Regions from separate parts of the Homo sapiens genome. Here region 2 is linked to region 1. A link is a loop called in an ENCODE intact Hi-C map of the cell type or tissue named here. Cell type or tissue: Calu3. All regions are shown on one strand. Links, peaks and the distances in the headings refer to the core of each region. The heading gives the core; the rest is flanking DNA.

What was found. A loop is a pair of places that touch in the nucleus more often than their neighbours do. Peaks named below come from ENCODE experiments on the same cell type or tissue, not always from the same donor. Only the 100,000 strongest peaks of a DNase experiment are listed, where the experiment ranks them.
Region 2: a loop joins it to region 1, with 2.7 times the contacts of the local background. A loop is called at or near these places in 3 of 110 quality-filtered maps.

What each region holds. Positions count from the first base shown.
Region 1 is chr3:18,292,142-18,299,397 of GRCh38, reverse strand. No RefSeq gene overlaps it. Among named protein-coding and RNA genes, the nearest start is that of SATB1, 130 kb to the left of the region's middle. In Calu3, for the core only: CTCF peaks have their summits at 3,752 and 3,957 (motif pointing right); a DNase peak (open chromatin) is centred at 4,007.
Region 2 is chr3:18,150,442-18,157,697 of GRCh38, reverse strand. All of the region lies in intron 4 of BALR6 (B-cell acute lymphoblastic leukemia associated long RNA 6), which reads right to left. Among named protein-coding and RNA genes, the nearest start is that of BALR6, 190 kb to the right of the region's middle. In Calu3, for the core only: no CTCF peak of the experiment used is centred there; a DNase peak (open chromatin) is centred at 3,937.

The DNA of each region.
Region 1 (7,256 bases), core at 1,489-6,488:
ATCTCTGGTATAAATCCTATTTGATCATGGTATATTACCTTTCCTATGTGCTGTTAATTCAATTTGCTAGTATTTTGTTGAGGATTTTTGCATCTTCATAGACACGTTGGCCTGTATTTTGTTGTTGTTGTTGTTGTCTTTGTCTGGTTTTAGTATCAGGGTAATGCTGGCCTCATTGAATGAGTTATGAATTCACAGTCATATCACATGAATTCTTTTCCTGACCAATTTTTTGGAATAGCTTGAGGAGGATTGGTATTAGTTCTTCTCAGTATGTTTGGTAGAGTCTGACAGTGAATACATTCAGTCCTGGGCTTTTCTTCATTTGAAGACTTTTTATTACAAACTCAATCTTGCTACTCATTATTGTTCTGTTCAGATTTTCTGTTTCTTCCTGATTCAATCTTAGTAGGTTGTATGTTTCTAGGACATTATCCATTTTCTCTAGGTTTCTCAGCTTGTTAGTGCATATTCACAACATTTCTGATTATCTTTCATATTTCAGTGGCATTAGTTGTAATGTCTCCTTTTTACTTCTTATTTTATTTCAGTCTTCTCTCTTTTTTTCTTGGTTAGTCTAATTAGTGGTTTATCAATTTTATTTATTTTTGAAGAACCAATCTTTAGTTTCATTGATTCTTTGTGTGTGTGTGTGTGTGTGTGTGTGTGTGTGTGTGTGTGTGTGTGTATATATATATATACATATACATATAGTTTCCATTTTATTTAGTTCTGGTCTTTATTCTTTCTCTCTTCCTGCTATCACTTATTTCCTTCTTCTCATTTTGGATTTGGTTTGTTCTTGCTTTTCTGGTTCCTTGAGGTGCATCATTAGATAGTTTATTTAAAATATTTCTAATTTTTGATGTAGACATTTATTGACATCAATTTCCCTTTTAGTACTGCTTTTGCTGTATGCCAGAGGTTTTGGTATGTTGTGTCTCCATTTTCATTTGTTTGAAGAAACTTTTTTATTTCCATGTTAATTTCTTCATTGACAACTATAGTTCATGAGTGTGTTATTTAATTTCCATGTATTTGTATAGTTTCCAAATTTCCTTTTAGTATTCATTTATAGTTTTATTCTATTGTGGCCTGAGAAGATAGTTGACTTGATATATATGTTTTAAAATTTGTTGAGACTTCTTTGTGGTCTAACAGATAGTCTGTCCTGGAAAACATTCCATGTGCTAAGGAGAAGAATGTGTATTCTGCCATTGTTAGATAAAATGCTCTTTAAATGCCTGTTAGGTCTATTTGGTCTGAACTCTAGTTTAAATGCAATGTTTCTTTATTGATTATCTGTGTAGATAATCTGACTAATGTTGAGAGTGGGGTGTTGACGTCCCTGTTATTGGATTGGAGTCCATCTCTGTCTTTAAATCTAGTAATATTTGCTTCATAAATCTAGGTGTTCCAGTATTGGGTATATATGTTTAGAACTGTTATTTCCTCTCTCTGGATTGATAATTTTATCATTATATAATGATCTTGTCTTTTTTTTTTTAACTGTTTTTGGTTTATTGTCTGTTTTATCTAAGTATAGCCACTCCTGCTTGTTTTTGGTTTCTGTTTGTATGGAACAGCATTTTCCATCTTTTTACTTTCAGTCATTACATGTCTTTACAGGTGAAGTGCACATTTTGTAGGCAGCATATAGTTGAATCATGGTTTTTATCCATTCAGTCAGTCTATAGCTTTTAAGTGGAGAGTTTAATCCATTTACATTCAAGATTATTATTGATATGTGAGGTTTTGTATCTGTCATATTGTTTTCTGATTGTTTTGTATAGTCTTTGTTCCTTTCCTTTTCTCTTATTGTTTGTTATTGTGGTTTGGCAGTTATTTGTGGATGTGTCATTTGAGTCCTTTCTCTTTCTCATTTATGTGTTTGCTTTACCATTTTTATACTCTTAAGTGTTTTTATAATGGTAAATCTCATTATTTCACATCCAGGTTTAGGACTCCCTTGAACATTTTTTGTAGGGCTGGTTTACTAGTGATGAATTCTCTCAGCTTTTGCTTGTCTGGGAAAGACTATTTCTCCTTCATTTAGTAAAGATATTGTTGCTGGGTATAGTATCCTTGGCTGGCAGTTTTTTCCTTCCATTTCAGCACTTTGAATACATCATCTCATTCTCTTGTGGCCTGTCAGATTTCTGATAATAAGTCCATGGTTAGTCAGTTAGGGGTTTCCTTATAGGTGACTAGATGCTTTCCTCTTGCTGTTTTTGGGATTCTCTCTTTGTCATTGACTTTAGACATCTTGTCTGTAAAGTGCTGCGGAGAAGACCTTTTTGCATTGTATTTGTTTGGGTGTCATTGGGCTTCCTGTATCTGGATGTCTAAATCTCTTGTTAGACTTGCAAAGTTTTCTTCTATTATTTCATTAAATAGGTTTTTGTATCCTTTTGTTTTTCTCTTCACCTTCTGGGATACCAATAATTCAGGTATTTGGTTGCTTTATGGTGTTGCACATATCATGAAGGCTTTGTTCATTCCTTTTTTATTCTTTTTTAAAATTTTTGTCTGAGTAGGTTATTTCAAAAGACCTATCTTCAAGTTATGAGATTCTTTCTTTTTTTTGATCTAGTCTATTGTTGGAGCTTTTGAATGTATTTTGTCATTCAGTCAATGAATTCTTCAGTTTCAGAATTTGTTTGGTTCTTTTTTGTGATATCTATCTCTTTGGTAAATTTCACATTCATATTCTGAATTTTTTTTGTACTTTTTTTTTTTTTTTTTTTTGAGAGAATTTCACTCTTGTTGCCCAGGCTGGAGTGCAATGGCACGATCTCGGCTCACTGCAACCTCCACCTCCTGGGTTGAAATGATTCTCCTGTCTCAGCCTCCTAATCTCAGTAGCTGGGATTGTAATCCTGCCAGCACACCCGGCTAATTTCTGTATTTTTAGAAGAGACCAGGTTTCATCATATTGGTCAGGTGGGTCTCGAACTCCTGACCTCAGCTGATTCATCCTCCTCAGCCTCCCAAAGTGCTGGGATTACTGGCATGAGCCACTGCATCCGGCCTGTACTGTTTTTAAAGTTCTTTTGTATTTCACTAGGCTTCTTTAAAATCAATAATTTGAATTCTTTTTCCAGGAGTTTGTGGATTTCTTTTTGATTGGGATGTGTTTCTGAAAAATTATTTTGTTCCTTTGGATGTGTCATATTTCTTTGCTTTTTCATGTTTCCTGTGTCCTTATGTTGATATCTATGCATCTGGCGTATAAGTCGCTTCTTCCAGTTTTCTGAATTTGCTTTTGTAGGGAAGGACTTTTTCCTAAGGATGAATCTATGGTGTTAGTTGGCTAAGGCACTCTGGCTTTGATTCTTGGTGTATGCAGGAGAGTTGTCTCTGCGTGATTTGTTTGTCTGTAAACAGCGTCAGTGGTATTTTATATTTACTTGGTGGCTTAGAGTGCAGTTATTAGTAGATGCTGTGTGCAGTTTTCCTGGCAACTGGGATGCCAGATAGGTCAGGCTTTGGGCCTCAGTGATGGGTAGAATGTGCCTGTCTTAAAAGAGAAGCTGGCATGGCATGGGCAATGGCAATGGCAATGGCAGTGGCAGTTGTAGGACAACTCTCTGGTTCCTGATCACTGTGTGCTGGTGCTGGCAGTGGCTGAATGGCTGAACAAGTCAGTCTCCAGGCCCACAGGTGGCAGTGCAACTAGGTGATAGTGGCCCAGTTTAGGCCCAACCTCAGGTCCCTGGGAGGAGTGTTCAGGTACCATTGGTGGTGGACTAGGCTGGGCAATCCCCCGGTCCCTGAACTCTGTGCTGCTCTGTCATGGCAGAGGAAGGAAGGATGAAGCTGGGGCAGGCTGTCTTGCCCTCAGACCCCTTGATAATGTGTATAGGAACTGGCCATGGTATGCAGGGGTAGGGTAATTCCTAGGCAATCAGTGGAATGTTCAGGTAGGGGGTGGCAGTGGCCATGCTGCTGCTCTGCCACTGGGGGGCAGTGCTATCTTCAGTGATGGCAACCTAGACTGGCAGGTGGGGAGTGTGCATACCACTCATGCCTCAGCCCTGGGTGTGGTAGCCTGCAGTTACTCATGCCTAAGCCAGCTCTTTTCTTGCACCTCAGCCTCAGCGCTGCTGGGCTTCAGGATAGTGTGCAGCCTGTTGGGGATGGAATTCTAAAATGGCACCTTGCCATTGCTGCTTAGGTCTCAAAGAATGTGAGGGACCCAGCACAAGCTTTCCTCCCTGGCACAGTGCTTGTGGTACAATTCCTTGTCAGCTCCCTACATTAGTTTCAGGGCCTGTGAGGGTTGAGGGGTTCTTCCATGGCTAGGACTGGAGTCCAGGGTGAGAATGTGGACTGCTGAGGGTCTCTCACTCTTTCCCCCATATTGGGGAGTCTCTCTCAGCTCCCAGCTAAGCCAGCCAAGTAGGCTGCCTTGCTTCTTTCTCCTTCCTTGCTTTAGGTATTGCCTGTCACTTATATGTTGAATTCCAGTGTTTTCTCTTGGATGATCTATTTAAAGTGTGATTATCTACTTGCTATTTTTGTTCTTCTTAGTGGAGGAAGCAAGTATAAAATGCCCCTAGTTAGCCAACTTGGAGCCTCTTATTGTGTACTTTTTTACATAAAGACTCAACTTTGAAAAAAATAGTTAAAACTGCCAATTCTTTCCAAAGTATACTATTTTTGTGTGCTTTTTTTTTTCAACTTTAGGGAAAATGTTTTTAAAATTTGCACTTAGTATACCTGAAATTCCATTTAATTTATAATAATTTTCACTTTATATATGTGGTTGTAATTGGAATTGGTACAGGGAGGTTTATAATTTTTACATTTTCTTTACCAAATATATCCTGTATTGATGTAAAATGACCCTCTAAGACAAGGACATCCTTTACATGTTGCACTGAATTCTACTTTGCCTAATATTAATTAAACAATATGGTTTCCTTGATCAGCACTTATTAAACATATTTTAATCTGTACTTTAATGTTTAGTGGTACAGCTTTGTGTCCGTTTTTGATGTATGCCATTGTCAGCAGATAGTGGGATTTTGGTTTTGATCAAATATAAATCTTGGCTTTTAATATGGTATTTTAATCAATTAATTTTTTTACAAAATAAATATTTGCTTTTTAACTATCATTTTATCCATGTGATCTATTTTATGCGTCATTTTTTCACTTTTTTCTGACTTTTGCTATCAAAACTATATTTCCATATTTCATATTTTCCAAGCTTTGTAAAGATAGCTTCTGATTTTTAATTCCATTAATAGTTATAATTAACAATTTCAAAATGCATATTTAATCTATATTTCTCTAATTTTCAAAACCTTAGAAAAACAACAAAATTTGAGTTTTTTCCCACCCCACATCAATCAAAGTTCAGTACACTTTTTCACATATACCTCACTTTTCAGTCTTTCTTAGTATAAGATTTTAGATGCCCAGTATTATATATATACACACACTATATATATCTATAGTTATAAATACTATATATAGAGTTATACATTATATATACTATATTACTATGGATATATACCAACTATATCTTTAATTTTGAAAATAATTATTGACAATTATAATTATTTAATAGCTAGTCTTCAATAATATTGTAATGCTTTATACTTACTGTTACAGTTAATTGGCAGTACTTACTGCTTTTTGTATCCATCTTTTTTCTTGAGTGTTGTTTCTTTACTAAGTTATTTTTAAAATATCATCAATTTTTTCCAAGAAGGGCATATGTGGGGTGTATTTTAAGAACTCTTGAGTATCTAAGAATGTCTTAACTCTATATAAAATCATTGAGTCAGAATATTTTCTCCAAATTCAGTAGATATGCATTTACAGATATCTGCCATTTAGTGTTGTGGAAGAGAAGTCTGATCTATTTTTATTTTTGTTCTCTTAAGTAACTTTTAGGTAGAATGCTTATTATCAGCACATAACTCTTTTTAATATATTTTACATATAATAATTTTTGCATCAACATAATATATAGGTAGTTTTAAAATGATGGCAAGGTATGTCAGCTATCTATTTCAGCATTTTTAAATTACCCTCAAATTTGGGGGCTTAATGAAAACAGACATTCGTTATCACTTCTGTGGGTCAGAATCCAGTAGAGGCTTAGCTGAGTAATTTTGACTTAGCATCTCTGATGAGGTTGCAGTCAAGGTATTGGCTAGAGCTATAGTTATCTGAAGGCCTGCGTGGAGCTGAAGGATCCACTTCTAAGATGGTTCACTCACATTGGCTATTGGCTGGAGGCCTCAGTTCCTTACTCGTTCTCATCTGGATGCTTTTGTTCTTTACCACATAGAACTATTTTATAAAGCAGCTGACTCCCCTCAAAGCAAGTGAAAAGAAAGAGAGAGAGAGAGACAGAGAGAGAGAGAGAGAGAGAGAGAGAGAGAGAGAGAGACAGAAGCTGTGGTGTCTTTTATGTTCTAGTCTCTAAGTCACAAACTGTCGTTTCCAGAAGCAAGTTAGAAGCAAGTCACTACTAAATCTGGTCCATTCTCAAGGGAAGAGAAACTAAGCTCTTGAAGGGAAGAATATAAAATAACATGTGGCCATGTTTTCTTAAAGCATCACACAGAATAAGTTCAGTTATGGGTATGAATTCACCGATTTTTTTCCCTGCAAATTAATAGCTCATGAAATCTTTTTTTTTGAAAGACTTTTTCTCAATAATATTTTTGGTGTTTTTTTCTGTTGTATTTGCTTAAGATTTTCTTCATGAATTCTAATTATTCAGATAGATACATAGATAGATAGATAGATCAGCTTTCTGTTCTTTATAGTTATATCTTTTTTGTAACTTTCATATCTGTGTTCTTTTCCTCTGCAATCTGGTAAAGGATCCCAAGTTTGTGCTCTACACCAACTCTGCTCTTTCTGACCTCAAATATCATTTTAAATTCCCTGTTGCATTTTTAAATATATCTGCAATACTTTCACATCTCATCCACATCCGTTTTTCCCTAATACTGTTGTCTTTTTGTGTCAACTTATTGGCTTTCTTCCTGGGTTATTCTCACCATGCACATTTCAGCCCCTCTTCATCAAAGTAATTTTTTCTTGTATGAATTAAAGATGCCAAAGAGTTTCAAGATTTTCTTCTGAACTAGAAGCTGATAATTTTTGTAGTTACACTTGTCATTTGAACCTTCCAGATTGGCATTATTTTCTTAGGCCAACTGGTGCTTTCTTTTCACTTTCTTTATAATATTGTCATATGTCAACAAATAAGATATATGGATTCCCTT
Region 2 (7,256 bases), core at 1,296-6,295, 140 kb after region 1:
AAGAGTAAGGGCAATACGATTATTGAGAAGATTAGTTGAGGAAATATAGATAACATGTTTGTTACAGTAAATAGTACATAGTAAGCATTTAATGCATGTTGACTGTTTGTTCTGGTTTTCTATTGCTGCATCACCAATTAGCCCAAAACTTAATGGCTTAAAAGATCCATTTTATTTTGCTCATGATTTTGTGGAAAGGATTCTACTGGGTGGCTCTCCCTTGGAGTCTGTCATGCAGGTGTAATTGGAAAGAGGACAGAAGTCATCTCAAGTGGGTGCTACATCCTGGATGGCTCATTCGCAAGGCAGGCGCTTCATTCTGGGGCTGTCAATGTGACACCTACACATGGCATTTTCCATGCCATTTGCACTACTCACAGCATGGATGCTAAATTCTGAGAAGGAGTAGCCCAAAAGTGAAAGTTCCAAGAGACTCAGGTAGAAACTGCCACCTTTCCTCACCTTGTTAGAAGTCATACAGCCTCACTTACACAACATTCTGTTGTTTACAGCTGATACTTCCCAGATTCAAGGAGAAGAGAATTGGACCTCAGCACCTGATTGGAAGAATGTCCAAGAACTTGTAGCCATTATAATCTTCTGTATCATTATTATTATTATTATTATTATTATTATTATCATTACCATTTATTGTGGCCAGCTTGTTCTGGCTGTGGAAGTTCACCATATGTTTGTTGAATTAACACAATTGTGTATACATCACCCCGTTATCAATTCCATTCCAGTCAGTTGCCAAGTCTTATCTTTTCTAGCCACAAATGTTCCTAATGTATACACAATGTCTCTAGATATGTTCAATTTTCTCCCTTGTTATTGGCCCAAATCTTGTGATTCGTGCCTGCATTATTTTTCACCTGCACTCTTGTTATAGATGCTAACTAGTCTCCTGATTTCTACCTTCTCTTTGCTCCAGTTCATCTTAAACTTGATTCCCAGATTAATCTTCTAAGGGATCAACCCTAATCAGGTTTTAATTTTCCCATGCCTTCTCGTTGCCTACTTACTTAATAAAATCCAAACTCCATGGCTTGGAACTCAATGTGCAATCCAGCTTTCCAGAATCACCTTCAATTATTCCATTTCTTGAACTCTTTGTTTCAGCATACCAGACAACACATTTTTCTCTATAGTTACATAAGGGTCTCTCTCATTTGTGTCTTTGACCCTAAATGTGTCACTTCACTCATACCTCATCAAAACCTGTGAAGTATGCATCACCTCCTTTCATAAATCAGTGTAACATGAATTAATGTACCACTACCACCATTTACTTCCTTTTACAGATGAACATTGCAAAATTTAAAAAAATCAGGGATGACAATAATATAATAGTAATTAATACTTCTATTAGAACAGATGTTGTTATAAGTGTTTTACATATATTAACTTGCTCTGTCCTCATGACAACACCATGAAGCATATATTATTATTTCATTTTATACTAAGCACCAACTTGCAACTACTTAATAGATCAAACTGACCAGTCTGTCTTGCTATCTTCCTATATCCACACCAAACACAGAGAAATGTTGCATAAACAATAGTGTATTTTAAATACAATAGCCAAAGTTGTTGTTTTTTTTTTTTTAAGAAAAGAAATCACTAAAGGGCTAGAAACAAGAAGGACCTAAGAGCCTAAATGTCAAGTCAGTGTCATTACCAGCCCTGGAAGTACCAGAACTCACTTGGTGATAGGACACATAGCCTTGAACACATACAAGTTGAAGAACTGGAATGCAGAACTCTAAGAATGGTTTATTTGGGGAAAAAGAGCTTAGAAAATTTCCATTTACTGATCCAATAAGAAGTTTGTCATCTGCTCAGAGTCCCCAATGGGAAAAAAATTCTCCAAAGAGGAATTAGTACCTCAAGTCTGTGCCACATGCAGGTATGAGGTATAAAAATAAATACAGATATCATAAATGGTGAAGAAATCCCAAAATAAGCAATCAATATAACTATTTGTCCTAAAGCAATAATGGCTTTAGGCCTGAACATCTGGCCTCTGGCATATAGGTCCCCTTGAATCTTTGATCAAATACTAAGTTGCACGTGTTCAGGATTAAACACCATGAGACTGAGCACAGAAAAACTACTGAGAAAAGAACAATTCTGTAACTCACACAGGACTGGGGAATGTTTTGGTTCCAACTGATGAGGTTGGAAAGGCTTAACTGAGCATCTTAGGGATTCAGTAAAGATTCTAGAAAGTTCAACCCTTGGGAACAGGGTTATTTTAACCCTAGGCAAAATGCTACTCTAAATCTTTTCTCACAAATTTTAGAACAAGCTTTGAATGGATCGAGGTGACCTGCAGGTAAATTGACTAACTTCCAGGGAGAAAAACAAAACCAAAAACAAACAAACAAACAAACAAATCCTCAAGACTCCAGAATTAAGAGGACAAAATCCAAACATTCAAGAATGTTGGATTGACAACGTCCAGCATGCCATCAAAAAGTACTAGCCAGGTGAAGTAACAACATTTGACTCACAACTAGAAGAAAAATTGGACAATACACAGGTTAAAATGAAAGAAATAATGCAATTTACAGAGGGCTTTCAAATAACTAGTATAAATATGTTCAAGGATTTAAAGGAAAAACATAAACACAATAAGGAAGTGAATAGAGAATCTCAACAGAAAATTAGAAACTATAAAAGCAACCAGAGAGAAATGACTAATTGTTTCAGAAATCATACACTTCTTGTCTACAATAATATGTCCAAAAGATAACAGTAATAATTCCAAAGTGCTAAAGGAAAATAACTATCACCTTAGAATTCTATATGCAGATAAAGTAGTGTTAAAGCTTGAGTGCAAAATCATTTTCAGAAAAGTAAGTTTATATCATAAAAATACCTACTGAGGGTCAGAGCCTCATTATAAGCACTAGTAAATCATTTACTTCACCAAGAAAATAAATTGAACTCAGAAGAAGCAGTAGAATACAGGAAGTAATAGAGAACAAATAAACAATTAGATGTGGTTAACTGTAAATAAGCATTGGCTGTAAGAACAACAAAATAAATAATAATTATAGCAATAACAATCATAATAATAGCTTAAGTGTGGAACAAAAATATGAGAGGATAATACTTTAGAAGTCATGAATGTGGCTGAATTTAAAGGATTCTAAAAGTCCTTGTAAATTTAATGTTTGAGAGAAGCATAAAGATATTATCCTCAAACTTTAGCAATTTTTTCTCATTGAAGTATAACCTTTTTTTAAGAAATAATCTTTAAAACCTCTTGTTCAATAGACAAATTTAACCTTTTAAAGTCAGTTTTATATTTTAAAAATGTTAAAATAAAATAAGATTTTAAAGGAGTAAGGAAACTTGATCAATTAAGGTAACAAAGTGGGGGAGAAAAAGCAAAGAGAATACATAGAAATATAAAACACAAAATACAAGGAGAAATATGTCCCCCTATAAGTAAGCTTCAATAAATATAAACAAAAAAAATCATCATATTGTTTATGAGAGACATACCTAAAACATAATCAGACCTAAAAGTTGTGGGATGGTTGGTTTGGGTATCAACTTGACTGGATGAAGGGATGCTCAGATAGCTGGCAAAGCATTATTTATTCTTGATGTTTCAGTAGGCACTGAACGCATCCCTCTACTGCTGGAAAGGAAACTCAGGCTGTTTGTTACTTTTGATTAGAATGATTGCACTGCCCCAGGTGTGTCTGTAGGGGTGTTTCCAGAAGAGATTGGCATATGAGTCCCTGGACTCAGTGGGGAAGATCTGCCTCTAATGTGTGAGAAACCATCCAAACAGCTGAGGGCCTGGATAAAGCAAAAAGGCAGAGGAAGGGTGAATTCTCACCCTCTCTTCCGAGCTTGTACACCCTTCTTCTCCTGCTCTTGGATGACATAACTCCAGGTTCTCTGACCTTTGGACTGTGGGGACTCTCTAGTTCTCAAGCCTTTTGACTCACACTGAGAATTACACAATTGGCTTTCTTGGTTCTGAGGCGTTTGGACTTTGAATGAGTCACACTATCAGCTTTCCTTGTTCTCCAGCTTGCAGACAGCCTATTGTGTGACTTCTCAGCCTCCATAATCAAGTGAGCCAATTTCCCTAAATCCCTTTTCAAAATCTCTCTATATATTCTATCATTTCTGTCTCTCTAAAGAGCTCTGACTAAAACAGATCATAAATATTGAGGAAGGAAAAGACATGCTAGGAAAACACTGACCAAAATAAACTACTATAACAATGTTAGTATGAGCCCACTATAACAATACTACCATGAGATAGACTAGATAATTACTAGGTGTGAAGAGAACTATTACATAATACTAAAAGAAAAGAACAGTTTACCCAGAAAGATAAGACTATCCTGATTCTCAACATACATAAGCAAAAATAGAAAGAATTCTAAGAAACTGACAAATCTTCAAACATGCATGAAGATTTTTTACACATCTCTTTCAGAAACTTCACAGGTCAGCCAGAGAACTTAAGAAACTTGACAAGTTTACATATTAAGTGATGGAGTAAAGATGCAAGCCAGGCTGTCTAAACCAAAACTTGACTCCCGACAGTGACGCGTTTTGTTCCTTCCATCTCTGTATGCTCAAATCTTCAGGAAACGACGAGTTTCAGCTTAAATGTGTCCTTTGTGCACCCTTCCCTCTCATCTCTTTCCATAACCATGAGGCATCTTGCCACTAATAATAATAATGGTTAACATGTTATAAGTGCTTTATATATTAATCTTCACAACTCTATAAGTACCATTATTATTTCCATTCTATAGATGAATAAACTCACAAACAATGAAGACAGCTCTTCACTCTGTTCATCAAAACGTATGCCCCCACCTCTCTCTAGCATGTACTTTTCTGTTGGGCTTCACTATTACCTATATGCACCCATATGCATGTGTCTTATCTGTCTTGATAGAGTTGAAGCTCTTTAAGAGAACAGGGCATTTTTACGCATCTTTGTAATTCTCATTCCCCAGGCCCTGTTCCCCACTGTCCAGTAAGGTTCTTTACCCACAGTAGATGCCAAATAAATATATTTTAAAAGAATCATATTTTCGTTTGGTTAGATGTAATTTGCTTCAGTTTCCCAAGGAAAGGTGAATATAGCCATGAGGTTGCAATCAGCATATTTTGACAAAGGAAGCAGATGTGAAAAGTAAGAAAAGTTAACAATTTTTATTCATGCTTAGCCACCATAATCACCCAAATAACAGATTAGACCACTTGCTAAATATGATGATTTAGTGGAAAATCTACACAGTATGTAAAGTAAGCATGGTTCCTGGCCTCCAGAAGTTTATATTTCAGAGACAACTTCAGAAACAACTCTGGAAGACTTGAATGCCACATATTACTCTGGCTAAAGATGCCTATTCATCTTTTAAGGTAAAACAAATATAAATCATTTCATCCTTCCAACAACCCTGTTAGTTAGGCACTATTGCTTTCCACATTTCCAGATGAGGAAACTAAAGAACAGAGCAATTAAGTAACTTGCTTAAAGTCAAAAAGACAGTAGTTGTGGGAGGTGGGATTTTGACCCTGACAATCTAGCACCAGAAACTGCGCTCTTACACAATATCATCTCTAACAAGACTATATGTTTATGTGCATATCAAATCATTTTTTAAAAGTAAAACCATAGCTACACACAAGAATCCTGACCCCTGATGACCCCAAACAGCTGTAATTGTCAGTGAGTGCAATTCTTCTCACTAGTGGCAGTGTATATTCCCCTGACCTTCCATCATGTATATCAGGTTTGGCTATATGGTTTGTTTTGGCCAATGGAATGCAGGTAGATGAGGCAGTGTACCAGTTCAAGCCTAGACCTTGAAATGTTTCGTGTATTTCCACTCATCTGTCTTGCACTTGCACCATTGTTATGAGAAGAACATGGCTTGGTTAGCTACTGATCCAAAAAGTACAAAAGACTCCTCCATCAGAAATGAACCTATCCTGCAGCTTGGAGCCAAGCCTGCCTAAGCCCTACCTAGATCAACCAAAATCTAGCTGACCCAGAGACACTGGAATAAATGATTTTAAGCAACTGAGCTACAGTGGTTTGTTACACAGCATTCTTGCAGCAATAGCTAACTGACAAAGACTGGTAGCAGGGGTTGTAGTACTTACTTTAGCATCAATGACTTTCACCTTCCTCTTCCTTTCTAACAACAGAAATTCCTGAGACAAGTGGGTGTGGGGTCCGAATTAGGAGAGTAAATGTCAAAATCAGACAAGATACATTTGGGAGTTTTCATTTTCTGCCATGTTGGCATTTTACTCACACATTAAAAGTCCCTGAAATATCGCTTGTTGGCTGTGCTGTCACGATCCATTCTATAGACATTTTGATGCACTTTATTACAAACTTTAAAATCATATTAGCAGCTGTTATTTTATATCACAATGGATTAATAAGATGCATTTTCACAAATAAGACACATTTTAGATAGTTTTGAAAAAATTTCAGTGTGAAAATCTTATGCCAGGATTCCACATTTTAAATGACACATTTCCAAATAGCCTAAAGTGAAAATGCTCAAGGAATATGCCTATTTGTACTGTGCTTGAAACTATCAGCCCTCCAACAACCCAGGAAACACATAATCTTCCTACATATTGTGTTATTTTCTATTGTTGCATGTGACATTCAGGGAAAATACATCTCTTGGTTCTTGCTGCAGGGTAGTTCAGTGAGTAGCACTAAAAAAATGAAAATACGTATTTTTTCAGTTTCCAATTGCAATACACAAATGATGTACATGAGAATTATCAGAAAAACATTTATTCCCCTTCAAATATTAGAATAATGGAATGTTCTATTGCCTTTTCATGTGAAATAATTAGGAAAGATAAGGATTTTTTTTTTCTTGGAGGCAATCCTGCTTCCTATGGTGTTGCTAAGGAATAAGGAATTTTCTTTCCAACTGATCTTAAAAGAGATATCTAAGATCTATATCGCCTGTTTATGGATTACAGCTAACTTTATAGTCGTGCATAAACTGTACATTTGAGTGCAGTAAGACACGTCCCCTGTCTCACAATAAAAATATTATGGAACATTATATTTCCATATAGTAATGGTACTCTTATTTTACTAGTAGAAAGGTACAGTACTAATTTAATTGACTAACATAAAAGTCTCTCAAGTAAGATCAATACTTTATTTTCTCCACAGTTTTCATAAATGAAGATTTAATTCCACCTGCGTTCCTGAGCCCCCAAGG